2 separate regions of the Homo sapiens genome follow, and region 1 is linked to region 2. The links are chromatin contacts, found by Hi-C or POLR2A ChIA-PET in ENCODE. All regions are on one chromosome and are shown on one strand. The core of a region is the stretch at or near the end of the contact, and the rest is flanking DNA. Distances in the headings are between cores, read along the strand shown. Region 1 has its middle 32 kb from the start of APOL5. Region 2 overlaps TOM1 (target of myb1 membrane trafficking protein).

The links. A loop is a pair of places that touch in the nucleus more often than their neighbours do. ChIA-PET counts read pairs that join two places held with the same protein, here RNA polymerase II (POLR2A). Pooled maps may share reads with other maps.
Region 1: a loop to region 2 is called in a pooled map, with 2.3 times the contacts of the local background. The contact joins two enhancer-like sites. A Hi-C loop is called at or near these places in 5 of 50 pooled maps. POLR2A ChIA-PET finds 5 or more read pairs at or near these places in 4 of 52 experiments (GM12878, HEK293, T-cell and 1 more).

Annotation. Positions count from the first base shown.
Region 1 is chr22:35,683,575-35,688,735 of GRCh38, forward strand. No RefSeq gene overlaps it. Among named protein-coding and RNA genes, the nearest start is that of APOL5, 32 kb to the right of the region's middle. Within about 2 kb of position 2,422, at least 3 of the 41 ENCODE cell types and tissues checked have a DNase peak (open chromatin) inside an H3K27ac peak, as active enhancers do.
Region 2 is chr22:35,347,472-35,352,429 of GRCh38, forward strand. TOM1 (target of myb1 membrane trafficking protein) reads left to right here. Exons shown (of 15, transcript NM_005488.3): 15 at 1-502. Among named protein-coding and RNA genes, the nearest start is that of MIR6069, 13 kb to the left of the region's middle. RefSeq lists enhancers at 1,846-2,378, 2,379-2,911, 3,502-4,010, 3,577-3,696, 4,828-4,958 and a silencer at 3,357-3,476. Within about 2 kb of position 3,445, at least 26 of the 41 ENCODE cell types and tissues checked have a DNase peak (open chromatin) inside an H3K27ac peak, as active enhancers do.

The DNA.
Region 1 (5,161 bases), core at 1,172-3,671, 340 kb after region 2:
GAAAGAGAAGGAGAGAAGGAATGGGAGAGAAGGAATGAGAGAAAGAGAAGGAATGAGAGAGAGAGAAGGAGAGAAGGAATGACAGAGAGAAAGAGAGAAGGAATGAGAGAGAGAAAGAGAGAAGGAATGAGAGAGAGAAGGACAGAAAGATTGAGGGAGAGAGAAGTAGAGAAGGAATGAGAGAGAGAATGACAGAAAGATTGAGGGAGAGAGAAGTAGATAAGGAATGAGAGTGAGAAGGAGAGAAGGAATGAGAGAAAGAGAATGAATGAGAGAGAGAAGGAGAGAAGAAATGAGAGAGAAGGAGAGAAGGAATGACAGAAAGAGAGAGAAGGAACGAGAAAGAGGAGAAAAGGAATGAGAGAGAGAAGGAATGAGAGACAGAGAGACGGAGAGAAGGAATGACAGAGAGAAAGAGAGAGAAAGAATGAGAGACAGGAGAGAAGGAATGACAGGGAGAGAGAAGGAGAGGAGGAGAGAAACTGACATGGACTCTGGTGGACATTTGTAAAACATCACAGCCACCCAGCACTTGATCGGTAAACTCACTTTCCCAGCCACCAAGAAGCTGGAATGAAGACATAGGTGATCTGCCCTGGGATGGAATTGGAAGCTGACTTGGAGCTGGATGCAGTAACTGATGTGTCCTGATCCCCTTTTGAAAAGAGTATTTTTGTGTGTATGTGGGCTAAAAGGGGTTTATAAATATTATTTTCTGTTACTTTGTTTTGTTTATTTAAGTGTGTGTGTGTGTGTGTGTGTGTGTGTGTGTACTTGCTGATGTTGGGTAGTCAAAGGCTTTGTAGACTTTGGTGATTCTTTTTGCCCAGTAAACACTTTTCCTCCATTTGGGGGCGCTCCCTGCTCTATAGCTCTTGGTGGGATGTGGCAATAGCCTCTGACTACAGAAATCAGATACTCATTCCCAGCCTCTCTTGATGCAGAGATGCAGCCAAACAGATGTACCCATATTAGACTTCAAATCATGAGCTCCCTCCAGAATCTATTCTGGGGATAATGGCAGCAGTTACATCCTGTTTCCAGAGCCAACAGCATAAGAGGCTGTAGTCGTGTATCCAGCATTGGTCACGTTGGTGACAATGGTGCTGAAGTCAGAGCTGTCTGTGCCTACCAGTGCTTCCCACTAAACCACTTTTCAGTGTGATTTTGGGTGCTGTTCCTGAGGGTGTTTCTTCTGGACACAGATTGTATATAGGCCATTTTTCCTTCTCTCCTAGAGAGCTTCTGAGATACCTAATATTTGGTAATACATTGCTTTTCTGATTAAGCTAGTTTGGGTTCACTTTGTTAGCAGCTAGGAATGCTGACTGGTTCAGGAATGAATTAGGTCATAAAATGAAAAGTCCAGCAATGTCCCTGCTTCAGGTAAGGTTGGTTCTAGGTGCTCAACTATATACTAGGACTTTTTTTTTTTTTTGAGACAGAGTCTCACTCTGTTGCCCAGGCTGGAGTGCAATGGTTCAGTCTCAGCTCATTGCAACCTCCACCTCCCAGGTTCAAGTGATTCCTGCCTCAGCCTCCCAAGTAGCTGGGATTACAGGCAAGTGCCACCACACCCCACTAATTTTGTACTTTTAGTAGAGATGGGGTTTCACTATATTGGCCAGACAGGCCTTGAACTCCTGACCTCAAGCGATCCGCCCCCACCTTGGCCTCCCAAAGTGCTAGGATCACAGTCATGAGCCACCGTGCCTGGCCTAGGACTCCTGTCTCTCTCAGGTCTGCTTTCCTCCACGTGGGTTTCTTTCCCAGGAATGACCTTTGTACAACATGGAAAAGATGACCATCAGAGATCTAGATTTGCCTTGTCCTTTAACTAGCAGCCCCAGAGGGAAGGGCGTCCATCTTTCCTACCTATTTCTCCCACAGAAGTCCTGGGAATGGCTCTGCCCAAAGCACCAGCATGGCAGAGGTTCTGCAGTTAGTGTCTGAGAGCCTTAGTGTTTCAGCAATTTTTTTCACAGCTTCCCTAGGTCACAGAAATACTGAACAGTTCAATTACCAAGTGGCTAGGTCCAAATGGTTTGTGAACCTCTGCAATCCACTCATGGGATAGGCCGGCTGAGTCAGGCACCCACCTCTGCAAAGGAGGTGCACCCACACTTCCAGGAAGAAAATTATGATGGGCAAAGTATAAAAGATATCCACCATTCCTCTGTCCTGATGGAACAGCCTTGGCAGGCCTGTGTCTGGTAGATATAAACAGAGTGTGCGCGTGTGATAGGTAGCATATGATCAGCAGAAGAGCTGGCCTGGGTCTGGGGCTCTGTGGAGCGCATCTGGTTTATTTATAGGTTGCTCGTAACCCAACCTGGATCCTATTAAGTAACCTGTAAAAACAAGCCACACCACCGAACATGGAGGTCCAATGCCGATTCATGACCCTGAGAGCTCCATCCTGAGGGGGCGGGCCCGGAACGTGAGTACTGCATTTGGAATGAGGGATGCGGAACCGTGGGAAGGGACAAATCAGTTGCATTTATCTTTCCTTTTTTGCCCAAAAACCCAATAAACACACCTCTTCCTTGTTTAGTTCCTGTGCTCTGAGGGTGAATTGCAGCATGTCTAGAATGAAACTGAGCGGTTGTACTAAACTTGCTGCCTGGCACTGATGTTGCCCAAGGCAGGAAAGCCGGTGAATAGTGTCGCTTTGTAGGCAGGGGGGCAAGGAGGAGTTTGGCGTGGTTTGTACCAACTTGTCAGCATTGTTTATTGATAACAGTAAGACTGATTTTCTCCTGGTGAGACCCCCAGAGAGCTGTGCTGCAGAAGCTAGTTATGTAACAGGAATTTGTGTATGTGACCTGTGAAACATAAAAAACCCCAGCCGAGACTCTCTTTTGGGCCCCTTAGTTCTGTGGTGCTCTGTGCACCTGCCAAGGGTTCTGTATCTGAAAGAGGAAGTGCATTTTGCCATGACCATACAGTAGAGAGGACAATAGAAACCCAAACCGGCCCTGCCAGACCCCTTGCTGTGAGCTGGCCATAGCTGTGATGCACATCTTCTTCTTTTTTTTTTCTTTGGTCTCTGTTGCACAGTGGAGTCCAGTGGCATGATCATATCTCATTGACGCCTCCAACTCTTAGGTTTAAGCGTCCTCCCACCTCAGCCTCCTGGGTAGCTAGGACTACAGGGGTGTGCCACCACACCTAGTTTTTGTTTGTTTGTTTGTTTTGTTTTGTTTTGTTTTTCTTGAGACAGAGTCTTCCTCTGTCACCCAGGCTGGAGTGCAATGGCATGATCTCAGCTCACGGAAACCTCTGCCGCCTGGGTTCAAGCAATTCTCCTGCCTCAGCCTCCCAAGTAGCTGGGATTGCAGGTGTGCACCACCACACCCAGCTAATTTTTTGTATTCTTAGTAGAGATGGGGTTTCATCACGTATGCCAGGCTGGTCTCAAACTCCTGACCTCAGGTGATCCACCTGCCTCAGCCTCCTAAAGTGCTGGGATTACAGGCGTGAGCCACTGCACTCAGCCCAGGCCTAGTTAATTTTTAAATTTTTTGTAGCAATGGGAATCTCATTCTGTTGCTCAGGCTGGTCTCGAACTCCTGGTCTCAAGCAATCCTCCCACCTCAGCTCCCCAAAGTGCTGAGATTACAGGTATGCACCACCATGCCCTGCACACATCCTGACTTTAATGTTAGCTGTAGAGTGCTCCTTTCTCTTCAAGAATCTATAGATTTGTAAGCACTGTCATTTGGAGCCCTATAAATCATTAGCAATAAATCCTGTAACTGGCACTCTTAGTGCAGTCCCTAAGGTTAAAATGACTCGATTCTGTCTAATTGGGCTGAGAAGGACATAGATGTGTTAGTCTCTAGTTTCTCAAGCTAATCCACATGCCATTCTGCTGATAGAGGATTCGCATTCAAAATATCTATAGATATTGCCAGATTCTCATGTCTATCAGTAACGTGTGGACAGGCCTTTTGCACTACACTGTCATCAAAATTCGAGGTGCTCAATCATTTGCATTTTTGCCGTCTGAGAGGTGAAACATTTGATGTCATTGCCTGCACTTGTACTTGGCAAAATCAAGCATGCCAGGAAGGGAGTGTAGCTTGCCTATCTCCCTTGGTTTCCTGAGGAGGTTGCCAGAAGTGTAGTGCTCTCAGCAGCCCCTACGGAGTGAAGAATCCATTATTTCAGAGGAGATCAGAGCAAGCCAGAACTTGTGGTTTTACAATATTTTAGTTTGGGGTCAAGGGTTGATCGGCATTCAAGATTCATTCTTGGGCTGGGTGCAGTGGCTCACACCTGTAATCCCAGCACTTTGGGAGGCTGAGGGGGGTGGATCACTTGAGGTCAAGAGTTCAAGACCAGCCTGACCAACATGGTGAAACCCTATCTCTACCAAAAATATAAAAACATTAGCCGAGTGTGGTGGTGTGTGCCTGTAATCCCAAATACTTGGGAGGCTAAAGCAGGAGAATCACTTGAACCCGGGAGGCGGAGGTTGCAGTGAGCCAAGATCACGCCACTGCACTCCAACCTGAGTGACAGAGCGAGACTCCATCTCAAAAAAAAAAAAAAGATTCGTTCTTGTGACATATAAGGGAATGCTTCTATATCACAGGTACATCCCACCACATCCCACTACTTACTGCACCATCGCACCCACTTGAGGTTTCAGTGCAGCAAGCCTGACCATGCCCTACCACACCTCACACCTTTTCAGATCTGTGGTCCATTTTCTTTCTGTCTGCCTATACTTTTCTTGTTAATTTGTAGACACTCTTTACATATGATGCATATTAACCCACGGTCTGTCACATGTACTGCAAATATATTCTTCAGTCAGTCATTTGCCATTTTACTTTCCTTGTAGTTTTTTTTTTTTTCTATTCAGAGTTTTAAAATGTGACATAGACATTTTCCTTTAGGTACCTGGATTTCATGCCATGCTAAGAAAGGCCTTTATTCATCCAACATTATAAAAATGTCCTACATTTTCTTCTGGTATTTTATACTTTTATGTTTTATGTTATCAAATAAGAAAGGATGCTATTTGTTATATAGTATCATGTTATGTTTGTATAGCTATATGTTATTAATATAAGTGTTCCAGAAATTGTATGAAATTCCTAGAAATCTGATATATCCTGGTATAATGTTATCAGCTTTAATTCCAGTTATC
Region 2 (4,958 bases), core at 2,195-4,694:
AGTGGAGGCCCCAGGACAGGCTGGCTGGCTGGCTGGCTGCTTGACCCAGTGTGACTCTCCTTCACTGAGTGATACCCTGCTCCGGGCCCATGCCCCAAGGAGCCCTTCAGAGCCCACACTGCCAGTCGAGGCCTGGCTGGAGGCTGGCCACAGTGGAAATTCTGCCGAGCCTCTTGTCCCTTCCCTGCTCTGCTGCATGGGGCCCCATGGCTTTGGCTGGCCACTGAGGGTAGGGTGTGGAGGTGTGGAGGCCCCCTGAGGAGCTGCGGCGGCCCAGGTACGAAGCTGCAACTCTGCGCGCAGTGGGCGAGATCTCATCAGCCCCAGGCTGCAGGTGAGGCTTCAGGGGATGCTGGGGCCCCACTGCCCCTCCGCTGCCTTGCCCTCCATCCTTCCTCTGTTCCTTCTGGCCGGGCACCACAGCACTGGGGCTCACCTCTTGGTTGATCCTCTTGTACTGGGAGAGGTGCCTTTTGTATCCCCAATTAAAGGTAGAAAACCACCCTGCTAGCAGCATTGTCAAGTCTCCTGGTCAGAAATGACTTCTTGGCCTCACAGAGGCAGCGACTACTTTGGGCAGGGCTGGGGGCCATCCGAGAGGTGAGCATCTGTAGATGGTGCAGGCGGAAGGACAGGAGCAAACACCCAGCTACACTACGCAGGTGCCGCCTCCTCCCACCTCACATGGCAGGCTCCAGCCACCGCCCCTGCCCGGAGGATGCATGCCCTCCCCAGCTGACACCCCTCCCTCCTCAAGGCACCTTCGTGCTGCTGTTCCATGAGGCCAGCTCCTGCCCTGCACAGAGCACACTAATCACAAGGGCGGGGACCTGTGTGGACTGTGTGCGCATGTGGGGTGCACAGGCCACAGGAGGATGCTGGCCTTCCGAGGCTGGGTGCCAGGCACAGCCTGGGGCTACGCACTGGCTCGTAGCATCACAACAGCCTGGGAGAAGCAAAGTGAGCGTCCTCGATGTATAGATGCGGAGACTAGGACTCCATGAGCCGCCCAGCTCAGAGGAGGAAGCTCATGCAGTTGTCATGTGCCAGCATTTCCTCATGCAGAAGCGCATCCTCCCCATTTTCCAGGCACCAAAGCTAAGTTGGGAAGACATGGCACACAGTTCCAGACGCTGGGCCCCAGGTCAGGTGCAGGGGGTCAGCTCTTCCCTCCATGGCAGCTCAAGAGCCCCAGGTCTTAGGGTGCCACCTTTTCAGGTGTGGGATCTCTAGGCCAGACTCCCTGGGAGTCACTGCTGAGGCATGTTGGAGCCTCCTGGCCCAGGACACGGTCGGGGAACGGTGTGAGGCCAAAGCAATTGGGTCCACAGGGTCCTGGGCTCCTGGGAGAGGGCCGAGGTCTGTGTGAGCAGCCACTGATTCCCATGGGCAGTGGGCAGGCAGCACCTGCCATCTGAGGTATGGTCTGGAGCTGGGCATACAGGAGACCAGGCCCAGCCCAGCCCTCAAGATGGAGTTGGGGCAAGGAAAGCAGCTGGGGGCAGGCACACTGGTGCCAGGCAGGGGAGGGGGAGGCCCTGCCGCCATCAGGATGCTCATGGTCCAGGCCAAGCTCCCTCTGCCACATCCAGGGCATCTGTGAGCTCCTGCCAGGTGCCCTACCCTGGCCCAGCCCTTTCAGTACCTCACAACAGCCCCAGGGGGTCAATGGTGTTGGCCACCAGTTACAAATGGGGAAACTGAGGCTGAGGGAGGAAGGGACTTGCCTGGTCATACACTAAGTAATGGAAGACTGGGACCCCCAACCTTCCTCACTGCTGCCTCACCTGCCTGCCCCACCCACACCCCACTGCCTGCTTCCCTCATTCTCTCCCTACTTAACTGGGGACCTCTTAGAGGGGAGTTGTGATTTTACAAGGATCAAAGCCAAGGCCTCCTCTCCCCTGTGTTAGCTGGGAAACCCAAGGAAACTTCCACAGAAGGCCCCCAGGGCTGGGAGGGCCTCAGGTGCTAAGGGTGAAAACTGCCAGGTTGTTCATTCCTCCCTGTGGGTGCATCCCCTGGGAGCCAGCTGCACACAGCATAGCGCTAGGTGCCCGCCAGACAGAAGTGAAGCGGCCAGGTGCCAGCCCTGTGGGGTCACGTGGGAGGGAAAGGGACGAGAAAGACAGACATAAACTCAATCATTGTTTCACGCTGTGAAAAGAAGAAGATGGGACGGGACGCCCAGGGCCAGGAGGCTCTCTGTGAGGACGGCCTAAGGCTGCTGAGGTAAGATGGGGTGGGCTGGGCCATGAAGGGCCTTGAATGCCAGGCAGGAGGTGGCCCCTGCAGAGGTCTCGGCTTGGCTGGCTGGAACAGTTCCAGGCTGCCTGAAGGCCTCCTTCAGAGAGAAGGCTGCTGGGGCTGCATGGGGGCTGGGGGGGGGGGCGCTGGCGGGAATTCATCAGTGCAGTCAGGCTGGGTTCCCTGGCAGCAGGCTCTGTCTGAGGCTGCAGGCCTGGGCGGGATCACTTTACAGCTGCAGGAAGTCTTGGCCCCAAGAAAATGAGGGCCAGCTGTCTGGTGGGAGCCTTGGGTAGGAGCAGGGCCTCCACCTGGCACCACAGGGCAGGATTAACGAGGTGCCGCCGCTCCCGCTGGGCCCAGCTACATCGGAAGGCGCTGGGCCGGGGGCATGGAGGGGAGGGGTTGAGTGGAGCTGGGAGGGGCTGGTGGGCAGGGGAAAGGGCGCCTGGGGGGCAGCCCCAGGCCTGCCTTTGAGGAAGCCTTTTGCAGAGCCTCCACCAAGCCCTCTCCCTCCTGGCTCCCCTGGGCCACCACGATCCCACCCTGGGCCTGGACACCGACCCCTCCACCTCCTGCCCTAGTGTCAGTACCCACCTCCCAGACCGGCCACTTCTGGGCTGTGTGACCTTAGGCAAATTACTTAACCTTTCTGTGCTTCTGTTTTCTCACTGGTAAAATGGGCAGATAACACTCGTTGCCTCATAGGGTTGTTAGGGTTGACTGAGCCAACAAGTAACTCAGCACCTGCCATGTAGACAATGCTCTGTACATGTTGTTATTGTCACGGATGGTTCCCTGCTCCCTTCCAGAATGGCCTCTGCTCCAGACACCTGGCTCAGAGCCCTGCCCCTCAGACTCCTCAGTAATTCTAGGGACCCCTGCTCTGCCTCTGGTATTGCCTTCCCAGCTCCAGAATAACGTCTGTCCCTACTCCCCACTGGGAGAGAACCAAAGGACTGTGTCTGTCTTTCCTCCTGGTCTGGGCTGCTAACCCTAAGAGGGTCAGGGCTGTCTTGATCCTGGCAACACGGCAGGGTCCCCCTGGCGTTCCTGGATTGGGCTCTGCGGGCTCTCGGTAGGCGCTTTAGGAAGCCTTTGCCCGCTCCAAGGTGGCTGGAGGTAGGCCCAGTTCTGAGTCCTGAGCACGGTCTACGGCCCCTGCTCAGGGTCAGTGTTTCAAGGCGACCACGAGATGGCAGTAGCACTGCATGTACAGGGCTTGCCGGGGCACTAGGGTGGAGTCCACCGCGGCCAAATCAGCCCCTCCCGGGTACAGACACCGGGAGAAAGGGGCGGGTGCTGCCGGCTCCTGCCCGCTCCTGCCCCGCGCGAGCTCACAGGCGCGCGCGTGCACACACACACGCGCACACGCCCTCTGACTGGTGGGGCTGAGTAACAATGGTGATGGGGCTGGGAGCTGGAGTCCGAGGGTCTGGCTTCACCGCCGGGCTCTGCTGTGGGACTACACAAGGGATTTCATCTCTGGAAGCCTCAGATCTTCTTAAACGTCCCGATTCACAGGGTTGTGGGGAGGATTTGGTGAGACAAGCTGGGAGCTCAGCTACGGGAGCTTTGGGTGGGCAAAAGTGAGCCCGGTCCCCTCCCTCTCTTTACAGAGCCCCGGTGTGCCGTTGCTGGGGCCCCCTGCTCCCGCGCCTTCTCAGCCGACACGCTCAGATCCGTGTGCATTGCCGTTTCTGTCTCCACGTGTAGACAAATCATGAGCTCGCCCAGTAACTCCAGCTCTACCACAGATTCCTTCTCTTTTCCGCCCTTCCCCTATGTCTAATTCCCTTCTCCAGCAGTGAGAAACCTGCTTCCCGCCGTCCTTCATTCCTTCTCTCCCCCCATCCCCGCAGAAACCAATCTCTGTTGCCACCACTGCCCCGTCCTGCCAGTGCCTCCCACCCTCTCCGCGTGGACCGCCACCACCCTGCCCCACAGACAGGCCCCTAGACACAGAAATCTTCTTTCTCACAGTTCTAGAGGCTGAAGTTCAACATCAAGGACGTGGACTCCATCTGTTCAGTTGGTTCCTTCCGGCCCCTCCGTGGCTGTATATGGTCATCTTCTCCCTGGGGCCTCACATCATATCCCCTCTGCATCTCTCTATGTTCAAAAGTCCCATTTTTATAAGGACAGCATTCATCAAGGATTAGAGTCCACCTAATGATCTATTGTACCTATTGTACCTTAATCACTTTTTTTTTTTTTTTTTTTGAGACAGAGTTTCACTCTTGTTGCCCAGGCTGGAGTGCAATGGCGCGATCTCGGCTTACTGCAACCTCCGCCTCCCAGTTCAAGCAATTATCCTGCCTCAGCCTCCTGAGTAGCTGAGATTACAGGCATGCGCCATCACACCTGGCTAATTTTGTATTTTTAGTAGAGACGGGTTTTCTCCATGTTGGCCAGGCTGGTCTCGAACTCCCAACCTCGTGTGATTCACCCGCCTCGGCCTCCCAAAGTGCTGGGATTACAGGTGTGAGCCACAGTGCCTGGCACTTCTTTAAAGGTCCTACCTCCAAATACAATCGCATTCTGATATACTAGGGATTAGAGATTCAACGTATGAATTCAAAGGGACGAAGCAGCCCTGTATTGCCCTCTGCTGCCCTCTAGGCCCTGGGTCCATTCTCCCAGACACACTGCTCTTTCGCAGGTGGCCACAGTGTCTTCAGAGGGGCTGCCACATGAAACACCCGCCTCCA